Regions from separate parts of the Homo sapiens genome. Here region 2 is linked to region 1. Evidence: chromatin contacts called from ENCODE Hi-C or POLR2A ChIA-PET data. All regions are on one chromosome and are shown on one strand. Each heading gives the region's core, a stretch centred on a gene start or an enhancer-like site at or near the end of the contact. The rest is flanking DNA. Distances are from core to core; before and after follow the strand shown.

What was found. A loop is a pair of places that touch in the nucleus more often than their neighbours do. ChIA-PET counts read pairs that join two places held with the same protein, here RNA polymerase II (POLR2A). Pooled maps may share reads with other maps.
Region 2: a pooled map shows a loop between it and region 1 (3-fold over the local background). The contact joins two enhancer-like sites. A Hi-C loop is called at or near these places in 2 of 50 pooled maps. POLR2A ChIA-PET finds 5 or more read pairs at or near these places in 3 of 52 experiments (BJ, Panc1 and activated CD4-positive, alpha-beta T cell).

What each region holds. Positions count from the first base shown.
Region 1 is chr12:110,310,096-110,316,277 of GRCh38, reverse strand. The region is part of intron 5 of ATP2A2 (ATPase sarcoplasmic/endoplasmic reticulum Ca2+ transporting 2); the gene reads right to left. Among named protein-coding and RNA genes, the nearest start is that of ATP2A2, 32 kb to the right of the region's middle. RefSeq lists an enhancer at 1,566-1,645. Within about 2 kb of position 3,122, at least 14 of the 41 ENCODE cell types and tissues checked have a DNase peak (open chromatin) inside an H3K27ac peak, as active enhancers do.
Region 2 is chr12:110,075,358-110,082,078 of GRCh38, reverse strand. No RefSeq gene overlaps it. Among named protein-coding and RNA genes, the nearest start is that of C12orf76, 30 kb to the right of the region's middle. RefSeq lists enhancers at 2,213-2,342, 2,483-2,562 and a cis regulatory region at 1,824-2,654. Within about 2 kb of position 2,203, at least 19 of the 41 ENCODE cell types and tissues checked have a DNase peak (open chromatin) inside an H3K27ac peak, as active enhancers do.

The DNA of each region.
Region 1 (6,182 bases), core at 1,873-4,372:
GAGTAATTAAGACTGCCAAAGAAATTTCCATAGACTGTCAGAAGACAAAAAATGTCTAGAATGACAACCAGACTCCATTTACATAACTGCATTCAATCTGGGTACCAAAGAGAACTACCAAGATGGTAAAGCGTTTGAAACAAATGCTAAGACTAACTTGGAAATAAACATTTTATTTTATTTTACTTTTTGAGATGGAGACTAGCTTTGTTGCCCAGGCTGGAGTGCAGTGGCATGATCTCGGCTCACTGTAACCTCCACCTCCCAGGTTCAGGCGATTTTCCTGCCTCAGCCTCCCGAGTAGCTGGGATTACAGGTGCCCACCACCACACCAAGCTAATTTTGTTTGTTTGCTCTGTCACCCAGGCTGGAGCACAGTGGCGTGATCTCAGCTCACTGCAACCCCCGCCTCCTGGGTTCAAGCAATTCTCCTGCCTCCCTCCCAAATACCTGGGACTACAGGCGTGTGCCGATGCGGCCGGCTAAGTTTTGTATTTTTAGTAGAGATGGGGTTTCACCACGTTGGCCAGGCTGGTCTCGAACTCCCAACCTCAAGTGATCCACCCACCTAGGCCTCCCAAAGTGCTGGGATTACAGGCGTGAGCCACCGCACCCGGCCAAAAATAAAAATTTTAGGATACGCTATACTGCTAACATTTGACAGTCCTAGTACTGCCACAAACTGCCACATGCTCCTGGATAAGTTACAAACTCTGAGTTTTAGTCTTCTCATCCCCTAAAATAAGGTTTCATAAGCTCCCCTTCAGATCTAAACTGGTGATAAATCAGATTTCTATGTGGCTCCAAATTAAAAAAGCTAACATACACAACAGACAAAATATATTTTAGCTCATAAGGAATATTTTATAATGAACTGACTAAAAAAATGACACTGATCATTAAGCAAGTTTCCAGTTACTAGAGTTATGGGGGTAGAAAGGTAACCAATTCATTAGATGTTGCAAAGGCAACCATGCACTAAGCAATGTTAGAGTACTCCAGCCTACCTACCAACAGAGATTTTTATCACAAAAGAAAAATGCACGTTTAAAAGGTCAAACACCATTCTTCTTCCCCTCTTTCAACAGATATATATACAGTTAACAGTATATTGCCGGGCGCGATGGCTCACGCCTGTAATCCCAGCACTCTGGAAGGCTGAGGCAGGCGGATCACAAGGTCAGGAGAACGAGATCATCCTGGCTAACATGGTGAAACCCCGTCTCTACTAAAAATACAAAAAATTAGCCGGGCATGGTGGCGGGTGCCTGTGGTCCCAGCTACTTGGGAGGCTGAGGCAGGAGAATGGCATGAACCCAGGAGGCGGAGCTTGCAGTGAGCTGAGATCATGCCACTGCACTCCAGCCTGGGCGACAGAGCGAGACTCCATTTCCAAAAAAAAAAAAAAAAAGTGTATCTTCTGGATTTTCTGGACATCTCTTTATGTACAACATTCACTAAAACAATATTAGACCTTTTATATTTATACATACCTGTCTCATTTTAAAAAGTGGCTGTATAGTAATAATAAGCAATGAAATTTTGAGACTATTATTTCTAGACCAGGTACTGCTGGAACAGCTTCACAGGTTACTAATTCAATCTTCACAACTCTAAGGAGGGATCTATTATCTTTACTCCCTCCCTGTTTATAGATGAGGAAAATGAGACACTAAAAGGTACTTGTTCAAGGCCACAGTATTTCACAACCATACCATGAACTAAATGAATCATCCTCTATTTTTATGGCTATCTAGTTATTTCTAACATTTCCTTTTACGGTGTTACAGGGTTAACATCTTCGTCTGTTATCTTTTACTTTTGCATACAAATGTATACTCCCACCAAGTTTATGTCCCTCCTGTTTCCCCATTCTCTCAATCTTGTATTTTTCTGGCACTGATAATGCCAAGCCCTTTGTTTTACTTTTTTTTTTTTTTTCTTTTTTTGAGACAGAGTTTCACTCTTGCTGCCCAGGCTGGAGTGCAATGGCACGATATCAGCTCAGCACAAACTCTGCCTCCTGGGTTCAAGTGATTCTCTTGCCTCAGCCTCCCAAGTAGTTGGGATTACAGGCAAGCGCTACCATGCCCAGCTAATTTTGAATTTTTAGTAGAGACAGCGTTTCTCCATGTTGGTCAGGCTAGTCTCGAACTCCTGACCTCAGGTGATCTGCCCGCCTCGGCCTCCAAAGTGCTGGGATTACAGGCATGAGCCAGTGTACCCGGCCACCAAGCCCTTGGTTTTCAAAAGTTCCATTATCGGCCGGGCACAGTGGCTCATGCCTGTAATCCCAACACTTTGGGAGGCTGACGGTGGGTGGATCTCTTGAGGTCAGGAGTTCAAGACCAGCCTGGCCAACATGGTGAAACCCCGTCTCTACTAAAAAAAAAATACAAAATAGCCAGGTGGGGTGGTGCACACCTGTAATTCCAGCTAATGGGAAAGCTGAGGCAGAAGAATCGCTTGAACCCAGGAGGCAGAGGTTCCAGTGGTCCAAGATTGCACCACTGCTCTCCAGCCTGGGTGACAGAGCCGAGACTTTGTCTCAAAAAAAAAAAAAAAAAAAAAAGTTCCATTATCTTTTAATATAAAAGTTGGTCACAGTTAAATCTGCCCATCTAGGTGGTTTGGTGTTAATGCTTAGGAAAGGTGGTTCCCATGGCCAGCAGCGGTGGCTCACACCTGTAATCCCAGCACTTTGGGAGGCCAAGGCAGATGAAGCACTTGAGGTCAGGAGTTTGAGACCAGCCTGGCTAACATGGTGAAACCCCATCTCTACTAAAATATACAAAAAATTAGCCGGACATTGTGGTGGGTGCCTGTAGTCACAGCTAACGGGGAGGCTGAGGCAGGAGAATGGCGTGAACCCAGGAGGCGGAGCTTGCAGTGAGCCGAGATCATTCCACTGCACTCCAGCCTGGGCGACAGAGCGACTCCGTATCAAAAAAAAAAAAAAAAAAAAAAGGAAAGGTGGTTCCCAAACCACATGGTTTCTTCTCCTTTTTCCAAAATCTTCATCTCAGTAGCAAGAATGAAAAGGTTGGCACTTCCTGGTACTGTGACTACCACTGAATCATGGGGAGTAGAGAGGAGGTGATTACAGGAAATCAGGAAGGAAATGCCAGCCCCATGAAATCAGGTCAGGCTTCAAGATCAACTGGCCTATCATGGTCTGATGGTTGAGGAGAACTCTCATTTCTCACAGTTCTTAATGTCTTAGCTATTCTGACAGTGCTCAGGGGCTCTCAAACTCAAAAACTCTCTATGCTGATTTTTGTTTTAGACTATTTTGCTCTTCTGCTTATCCGTTTTCTAGAGTAATAATTTATACCTTGGCTTTGGAAACAGAGGTATAGCTTCCAGGATTTACAGAACAACTAAAGCAATTTTTCTTTTTTGTTTTGTTTTCTTTTTTTTTTTTTTTTGCAACAGAGTCTCGCTCTGTCCCTCAGGGTGGAATGCAGTTGTGCAATCTAGGCTCATTGCAGCTTCCATCTCCTGGGTTTAGGCGATTCTCGTGCCTCAGCCACCCAAGTAGCTAGGATTACAGGCATCCACCACCACACCCGGGTAATTTTTGTATTTTTAGTGAAGATGGGATTTCACAGTGTTGGCCAGGCTGGTCTCGAACTCCTGGGCTCAAATGATCCGCCTGCCTTGGCCTCCTAAATTGCTGGGATTACAGGCATGAGCCACCATGCCCGGCCTGTACTTCAGTTTTCAAAACTAAATAGCTAGAATCCTGAGGTGGACTTTCTGAGGAGGAGGACAAATGAACCTCCTGAAGTTGCACACAAGATTTTCAATATATGTTTTTGGGGAAGAAAGTCCATAAATTTCATTAATTCTCAAAGGGACTGTGATCTAGAAATGATTAAGATCTGCTCTAGAGCCTTGCTACTCAAATTATTGACCTGGGAGCTTATTAGAAATGCAGAATAATCAGGCCCCATTTCAGACTGAACCAATCAAAACATACATTTTAACAACATCCCCAGGTAATTCCTGCACACATGAAGTTAGAGAAACATTGATCTAAGCAGTGTGCAAAATCTTAAGGCTCCCCACCCCCCGAACTTTTTTTGGGAGACAGAGTTTTACTCTGTCTCACTCTGTCACCCAGGCTGGAGCATACTGGCACGATCTGAGCTCACTGCAGCCCTGACCTCCCAGGCTCAACTGATCCTCCCACCTCAGCCTCCCGAGAAGCAGGGACTACAGGAGCACGTCAACATGCCCAGCAAATTTTCATTTTTTATTTTTTTAGAGACGGGGTCTTTCCATGTTGCCCAGGCTGGTCTCAAACTCCTGAGCTCAAGTGAACCTCGTCTCAGCCTCCCAAAGTGCTGGCATGAGCCATGGCTCCCAGCCTCACTATGCAAGTTTTTAAAACTTTTTTTGTAAAGACAAGGTCTCAATATGTTGCCCAGGCTGGTCTCAAACTCCTGGGCTCAAGTGATCCTCCTGCCATGGCCTCCCAAAATGCTAGGATTGCAGGGATAAGCCACTGCACCCAGCCAACACCTTTTTTTTTTTTTTTTTAAACAATTCTCTTTTCATATTTTACAAAAGACTTTGGTACAGAGATTGTTGTGGCCCACAAAACCCAAAATATTAGCTGGACGCTATAGCTCACACTTATAATCCCAGCGTTTTTTTTTTTTTTTTTTTTTTTTTTTGAGATGGAGTCTCGCTCTGTCCCCCAGGCTGGAGTGCAGTGGCGCGATCTTGGCTCACTGCAACCTCTGCCCCCTGGGTTCAAGTAATTCTCCTGCCTCGGCCTACCGAGTAGCTGGGATTACGGGTTACGGGTGCCTGCCACTGCACCCGGCTAATTTTTGTATTTTTAGTAGAGACGGGGGTTTCACCATCTTGGCCAGGCTGGTCTTGAACTCCTGATCTTGTGATCCACCCGCCTCCGCCTCCCAAAGACCTGGGATTACAGGCTAAGGCAGGAGGATCACTTGAGGCCAGGAGTTCAAGACCAGCCTGAGTGACACAGTGAGACCTCATGTCTATAAACAAACGAACCAACCAACCAACCCACAAAGATAGTATGCCAACTCCTCTGCTCTACAGCAGACTGACTACTCTGTTTTGTGTTAAAGAGCATTTAATGTTTGCTAAATGTTTAAAGCCAGTCAATTCCAACCCCAACAGCTTTCTAAAAGCAAAAAAAAGTCCACATGGACTCATGGCCATACTATCTAAATCACACTTTTTAGAGCAAGAAAGCTCCTTGAAACAGTACTCCAATTACCTAATTCTGCAGAGGTTAATGTACATAGTCCAATGTCATGCAGAACTAGGATCATAATCCAGGTTCTTATATGAATCCACTCATCTATTTCACAACTCTGCCTTTTACTCAACTGCTTCAAAAGCAGTTTATACCTGCTACTAAATCTCAGTACTGCATGTTAACTGTCTGAAGTAAAAGTTTCCTTCCTTTAAATTGAAAGTTTTCTTCCTTTAAATTGCTGTCAAGTTTAAGAATTATTCTTTTTATTCCCGAGTAAATCTTGAAATTGCTGGCACCCTGTTGGCTATTAAGTCTTCATTTTAGGAAATAAAATTATCAATTTCTGTACAAGTGCTAAAGCAAATGCAATTTTAAGATTGTGTTGCTTCCACTACTTAAATCTTAAAAGATGATTCGCTCCAGAGTATATACTACAAGACAGAAGTCATCTGAGAATATTTATTTCCTGGTGCTATTCATCAACCCTGGGTTACCAAGATACATAAAGTTTGTTTTAAACAACCCTGAAAACAGTGTTCTTAAGAAGTCAATAAATAACCCCTGCGGCATATACTAGAAGCCCCAAAATTCTAAAACTAAGACTTCTAGCTGGGAATGGTGGCTCATGCCTGTAATCCCAGCACTTTGGGAGGCCAAGGGAAGAGGATCCCTTGAGCCCAGGAGTTTGAGACTAGGCTGGGTAATACAGGGAGACCTTGTCTCAAAAAAACATCCCACAAAACCATGGCCGGGCACGGTGGTTCATGCCTGTAATCCCAGCACTTTGGGAGGCCAAGGGAGGCAGATCACTTGAGGTCAGGAGTTCGAGACCAGCCTGGCCAACATGGTAAAATCCCGTCTCTACTTTAAAAAAAAAAAAGGAAAAAGAAAAAAAGAAAACAGAAATGACTTAGGCTATTATAGCTTGATTCACTTT
Region 2 (6,721 bases), core at 954-3,453, 230 kb after region 1:
GTCTCTTTACCTCTAGGTATGCTAGTTTACAAGGACTCTAGATGCCCTGGGAGCTTCAAAATGTTTCACCAATTATCAGAGGAAGGTAAGGCCTGCTGGAAACCAGAGCAAACCAGAATCAGGGACTCCTTGTTATCTTTAGATCATTAACTTATTATTATAATACTAAAATCCCCACCCATAGAAGAAAATTACTATTTTCTGACCATGCATCGTATGAAGACACATGTTTATGGTTTGTGCCTGCGCATCTAAAGTTCCTCCCTGCACAGACTTACAAACCTTTCCACCCCATATCTAACTCTTTAAAATTCTCCAGCTTTCCACAGCTTGGGGAGGAGGAGGTGTTTCTGGAGTGAGAGGTCACTCCTTCTCCTTCTCTGGCCAGAGAATAAATCCAGCTGGCCTTTTTTTTTTTTCCAATTTTGGTGTTCTTTCTTTGCAAGTGATATAAAATAAGGAAAGGACTCAGTTTACCTATGACAGTTCTATCACTTTATATTTTGAAAAGTTACACATCTTTTCAAATCTGTAAAGTTTGAGTACATTTTCCTCTCCCTCGGACCTCCCCTAAATGAGTAGCCAATTGTTTAAAGATCCTATCTGGAGGAATTTATTTCTCCCTTGATTTAAATGTTTTTATCACACACTAAGTTCCTACTTTTTTTTTTTTTTTTTTTTTTTTTTTTTTGCATACAGAGTCTCACTCTGTTGCCCAGGCTGGAGTGCAGTGGCATGAACATGGCTCACTGCAGCCTTGACCTTCCGGGCTCAAGCGATCCTCCCACCTCAGCCTCCCGAGTGGTTGAGACCACAGGCGTGCACCACCACTGGCTGATTTATTTTTATATCTTGTAGAGACAGGGCCTCCCTCTGTTGCCCAGGATGATCTTGAACTCCTGGGCTCAAGCAATCCTGCTGCTTTGGCTGCCCAAAGTGCTGGGATTACAGGTGTGAGCCACCACACCCGGGTTCCACCTATCTTCGTGTTTAATACTTGACTCCATTCTGTTCCAGTAATTTATCTGTCAGGTCCCTTACTAGAGCGGCTTTAATTTCACAGCTTTACCATCGCTCTTAATATCTCCTTGGCCACCGGCTTACTTGTGAAGTGTTCATCCCGTGGCCTCTGGATACTCACTGTCTCCTGGTCTTCCTCTCCTCCCTAGTGCCTCAGCTTAGTCTCCTTGATGTTGGTGTCCTTTAAGGAGCTGTCTTCAGTCCCCCTCCATGTCACTGTACCCTTTCCCTGGGCAGGACCCTGTCTCCACTCTTGCCCTTTCTGCCCATTTTCCAGGGTGCAGCCAGAGTGCTCTGAGTTGCAAATGAGATCATGCCACACCCTTGTTTATAAACCCACTTATTGCTCTCAGGGAAAATTCCAGACAGACTCCTTAACACCAGCACATAACGGCTGGACGAGGTTCAGGTGAATGTAGTTTGTTGGGAGGTGACCCAGGAAGAGGCATGGGGAAGGGAGGCAGGGAAGGGAAGGCAATCGACACAGGAAGCACTAAAGAGCAGGTCACGACCAGGCATGGTGGCTCACGCCTGTAATTCCAGCACTTTGGGAGGCTGAGGTGGTTGGATCACTTGAGGTCAGGAGTTCGTGACCAGCCTGGCCAACATAGTGAAACCTTGTCTCTACTAAAAATACAAAAATTAGCCGGGCGTGGTGGAGGGCGCCTGTAATCCCCACCTACTCGGGGAGGCTGAGGCAGAAGAATCGTTTGAACCCGAGAGGGGAAGGTTGCAGTGAGCCGATGTGGCGCCGCTGCACTGCAACCGGGGCAACAGAGCGAGACTCCATCTCGGGGGTGGGAGCGGAGGGGGGTGGAATTAAAAAAGGAAGGGCAGGTCATCGCTGTGGGCATCTGGGCTCTGTCCCACTAGGGTCCCCTGGAGACTGCCTAGACCTGCCTCAGTGCTGTCCCACCTGAGGGAATTGGGGTATTTAATCAGCAGTCCCCTAGCCTCTATTCTCTGAGAGCTCTCTCTCTTCTTTCTCTCTCTCTCTCTCTCGCTCCTTCCTTTTCTTCTTCCTCCTTTCTCCCTGTCTTCTCCCTTCATGGACGTCAGCGCTTGACGCCATGTTTGTTTGTGGCCCCGCCCACAGCCATAGCTGATTGGACTAGGGATAAATAACTAGGCCAATCATTCCCCTTGAATTCCGGAACTGGATAGTGGATCTGGGCTTGCACTCGAACTGTGGACACCTAACCTTGAAGGCAGTGTTGGACCACGTGCCCTGGGAGAAACAGAGGAATCCATTGTTTACAGAGACTCACAATGGGCGCACAGAGAGACAAACAGAGGCGGGCCCACGCAGTTTCAAACTGAAAGAGCAACTTCAGCTCAGGACAGTTTAGTTTCTGATTCTATTAATAGGTTCTCATGAGGTTGGGCCACATTTCCTGCACTTGAGCTCTGTGAGATAAGTGTTTCCTCAGAAAAACCTCCCTTTTCTGCTGAAGAATGTCACCTGATTTTCTGTAAATTGTAAACACATACACACACATGACTAAGAAATCCACCATTCAATCCCCAATCCCCATTTCTTCACACGTGGCTTCCTACTTCACAAAGAAACAGAGACCACCATTCTCAACATCCCACTTAGTCTATCAAAATCTTTGAATGGCTCAAATGGTTCCATCTTCTCTACATCCTTGCAACACACACACATTTTCCCATGACTCCATTAAAGACCATTCTTACCTCTCTTTCTTTATTTTTTTAGACGGAGTCTCGCTCTGTCACCCAGGCTGGAGTGCAGTGGCGCGATCTCGGCTCAGTGCAACTTTCACCTCCTAGGTTCAAGTGATTCTTCTATCACCCTTCCGAGTAGCTGGGGTTACAGGCGGGCGCCATCACACCCAGCTAATTTTTGTATTTTTAGTAGAGACAGGTTTTGCCATGTTGGCCAGGCTGTTCTTGAACTCCTGATCTCAGGTGATCCACTCGCCTCGGCCTCCCAAAGTGCTGGGATTACAGGCATGAGCCACAGCACCCGGCCTCTTACCTCTTTTTCCTCCTAGCCAAGACTATAGAAGAAATAGTCCATGCCTGTCTCCACTCTCTCCTCTCATTAGTCCTTACTTGCACTGTTTTGTGGGAAAGCGTTTCATTTTGAAGATGTGACTTGAAGTGTCTGTGGGTTATATAGGTTCATAGATTCATAGACTATGCACAGAATTCAGATATGGTCTGGAGATACAGATTTAGCGTTCAGTGATTTAAAAAGTAATGAACGCAGGCCGGGTGCAGTGGCTTACCTGAGGTCGGGAGTTTGAGACCAGCCTGACCAACATGGAGAAACCCTGTCTCTACTAAAAATACAAAAAATTAGCCGGGCATGGTGGCGCATGCCTGTAATCCCAACTACTCGGGAGTCTGAGGCAGGAGAATCGCTTGAACCCGGGAGGCAGAGGTTGCGGTGAGCCTAGATCGCGCCATGGCACTCCAGCCTGGGCAACAAGAGTGAAACTGTCTCAAAAAAAAAAAAAGTAATGAACGCATATGGTAGAAAAAATTCAGATACAAGCAGGGTGATAAATAAATCGTCAAACACCGACTAATTCCCCCAGCCTCAGCTCGCTTCCCAGAGACCACCTTGTATAGCCTTCCAGATGTGCTAGCTTCATGGGCATGGGACCTGTGCAGTCATATAGGGACCCACACTTAGAAGGAATCTGAATTTGTTTAATGCTTTGCTGTCACCATTTTGAAATGTTTAACTTTTAAATAACGGACTTCACATTTTCATTTTGCACTGGGCCTTGCAAATTATATAGTAGATCCTGTTTCCAGTTATATTCCATGCATAATTAAACATATAATATACATATATACCCCCTCCTCCCACCTGCTTCGCATTTAGCATTTGATTATTCTTAAAACAATGTGTGTGGATGAAATTTCCCAGGGAGAAGATGCAATAGTCATTAGCGCTGTTCACCAAATATTTCTGCTTCTGCAGTTTCTGGATACATGGGGGATATATGCGGGAACTGCATTTCCTGGTTCCCTAGTGGTTGGGTAGGACTAAGTGATTAGTTTTGACCAATGAGTAATGAGTAGAAGTGAGTGCATTTCTAGGTCAGAGCTTTTTTTTTTTTTTTTTTTTTTTGGTAACTTTATATTCTTTCCATCACGAGGTCAGAACATTTAATTGCTACTGTGAGACTCTCCATAGTTCTCATTAAAGAGTTCAAGACAGTGGCTGTTCCGTTAGCCTTGATCTCTGAGTGACTACAGAGAGTAGAGCCTTCTGGGAGATCCATGATGGACATGTAGTGTGGGTGAGAATTAAATCATCACTGTTATAAGCCATGAGACTCTGAGAGAGCTTTCTTATTTGAGCATAACCTGTCCTATCCAGATAGGAACATAAAAAGTGCTGAGAGACAATTTGTTGGAACTGAAATTTACAGGGAGAAGAGAGCCAGAGAAAGTTAAGACAAAGGTCGGACGCAGTGGCTCATGCCTGTAATCCCAGTACTTTGGGAGGCTGAGGCAGGAGGATCACTTGAGGCCAGGAGTTTGAGACCAGCCTGGGTAACATAGCAATACCCTATCTCTACAAAATTAAAAAAAAATGGCCAGGCTTGGTGGCATGTGCCTGTGGTCCCAGCTATTCAGGAGGCTGTGGCAGAAGGATCGCTGGAGCCCAGAAGTTTGAGGCGGCAGTGAACTATGATCATGCCACTGCGCTCCAGCCTGGGTGACAGAGCAAGACCCAGTCTCTAAAATAAATAAATTAAATTATTTTTAAAAAAGAAAGATAAGATAAAGAGTCATAGAGGTACAAATGAGAAACCAGGAGAACATGGGACCCAGGAGAGTCATGGAAACCAAGGGAAAAAACTGCTCCAAGAAGCAGAAAGTGGTCAGTGGTGTTGAATGCATCCAAGAGATAAAGTAAAATAAGGACTAAAATATATCAACAAAGTCTGGCTACTGAGAAGTCTTTGGTAACCTCATTGAGAACAGAATCCATGGAGTGGTGGAGGTGGCAATGGTGAAATAGAGGACAAGGGCTGAAGGAGTAGAGAGGGGAGAGCGTGAGGGATCAGTGCAAGAGCTCAGCAGAAAAACAAATAGGCCAGGCGCAGTGGCTCACACCTGTAATCCCAGCACTTTGGTAGGCCGAGGTGGGCGGATCGTTTGAGGCCAGGAGTTTGAGACCAGCCTGGCCAACATGGTGAAACATTGTCTCTACTAAAAACACAAAAATTATCCGGGCATGCTGGTGTGTGCCTGTAATCTCAGCTGCTTGGGAGGCTGGGGTAGGAGAATCTCTTGAACCCAGGAGGCAGAGATGGCAGTAAGCTGAGATCATGCCACTGCACTCCAGCCTGGGCGACAGAATGAGACTCCGTCACAAACAAACAAGCAAAAGAAAGACAAGAAAATAGATGTCTTAGAGTGGTAGCAAGAGCAACACTGAAGTGATTTGCCTATTCTGGACATTTCCTATAAATAGAGTCATAAAAGAAGTATCCTGGTCAGGCATGGTGGCTCACGCCTGTAATTCCAGCACTTTGGGAGGCCGAGGAGGGCAGATCACGAGGTCAAGAGATTGAGACCATCCTGGCCAACATGGTGAAGCCCCGTTTCTACTAAAAATACAGAAATTAGCTGGGTGTGGAGATGCACGCCTGTAGTCCTAGCTACTCAGGAGGCTGAGGGAGGAGAATCACTTGAACCCGGGAGGTGGAGGTTGCAGTGAGCTGAGATTGCGCCACTACACTCCAGCCTGGCGACAGAGTGAGACTCCATCTCAAAAAAAAAAAAAAAAAAAAAGGTGTCCTTTTGCATTTGGCTTATTTCACTTAGTGTAATGTTTTAAAGGCTCATCCATGTTGAAGCATGGGTCAGTGCTTCATTACTTTTTAAGGATGAATAATATTCCCTTTTATGGACAGACACCCTTTTGTGGATTCATTTGTCAGTGGATGGACATTTGACTTGTCTGCCTGTCCGCTGCTATATCCACTATTCCTGGTGCTCTTGGGAATGAATGAATGAATAAGTGAATGAATAAAATGAACAGAGCTGTCCAAGGTCACAGAGCAGGTAAGATGTGAAACCAGGATTGGAAGTCAGGCCATTAGTTCCCTACAGCCAATGTTCTTTTTTTTTTTTTTTTTTTTTTTTTTAGAGGGAGTTTTGCTGTTGCCCTGGCTGGAGTGCAGTGGCATGATGTCGGCTCACTGCAACCTCTGCCTCCTGGGTTCAAGCAACTCTCTTCCCTCAGCCTCCCAAGTAGCTGGGATTACAGGTGCCTGACACCATCTCTGGCTAATTTTTGTATTTTCAGTAGAGATGGGGTTTCGCCATGTTGGCCAGGCTGGTCTGGAACTCCTGACCTCAAGTGATCTGCTCATCTTGGCCTCCCAATGTGCTGGGATTACAGGTGTGAGCCACCCTGCACCGCCAGGCCGATGTTCTAAGCATCAGGCTCTACCTGTGAATCTTCTCTTTTTACAGATGAAGATGACTGTATCGCTCAGATTCCTGGTGGGAAAGCAATGGTATACTCAAGTGGGGTAACTAATGATGGGACGATTTACAAAGGTGTGGGCAGAGTTAAGAAAAAGCAATAAGGTGGTGGGGGGGGGCGCGGTGGCTCACGCCTGTAATCCCAGCAGTTTGGGAGGCTGAGGCGGACGGATCACAAGGTCAGGAGATCAAGACCATCCTGGCTAACACGGAGAAA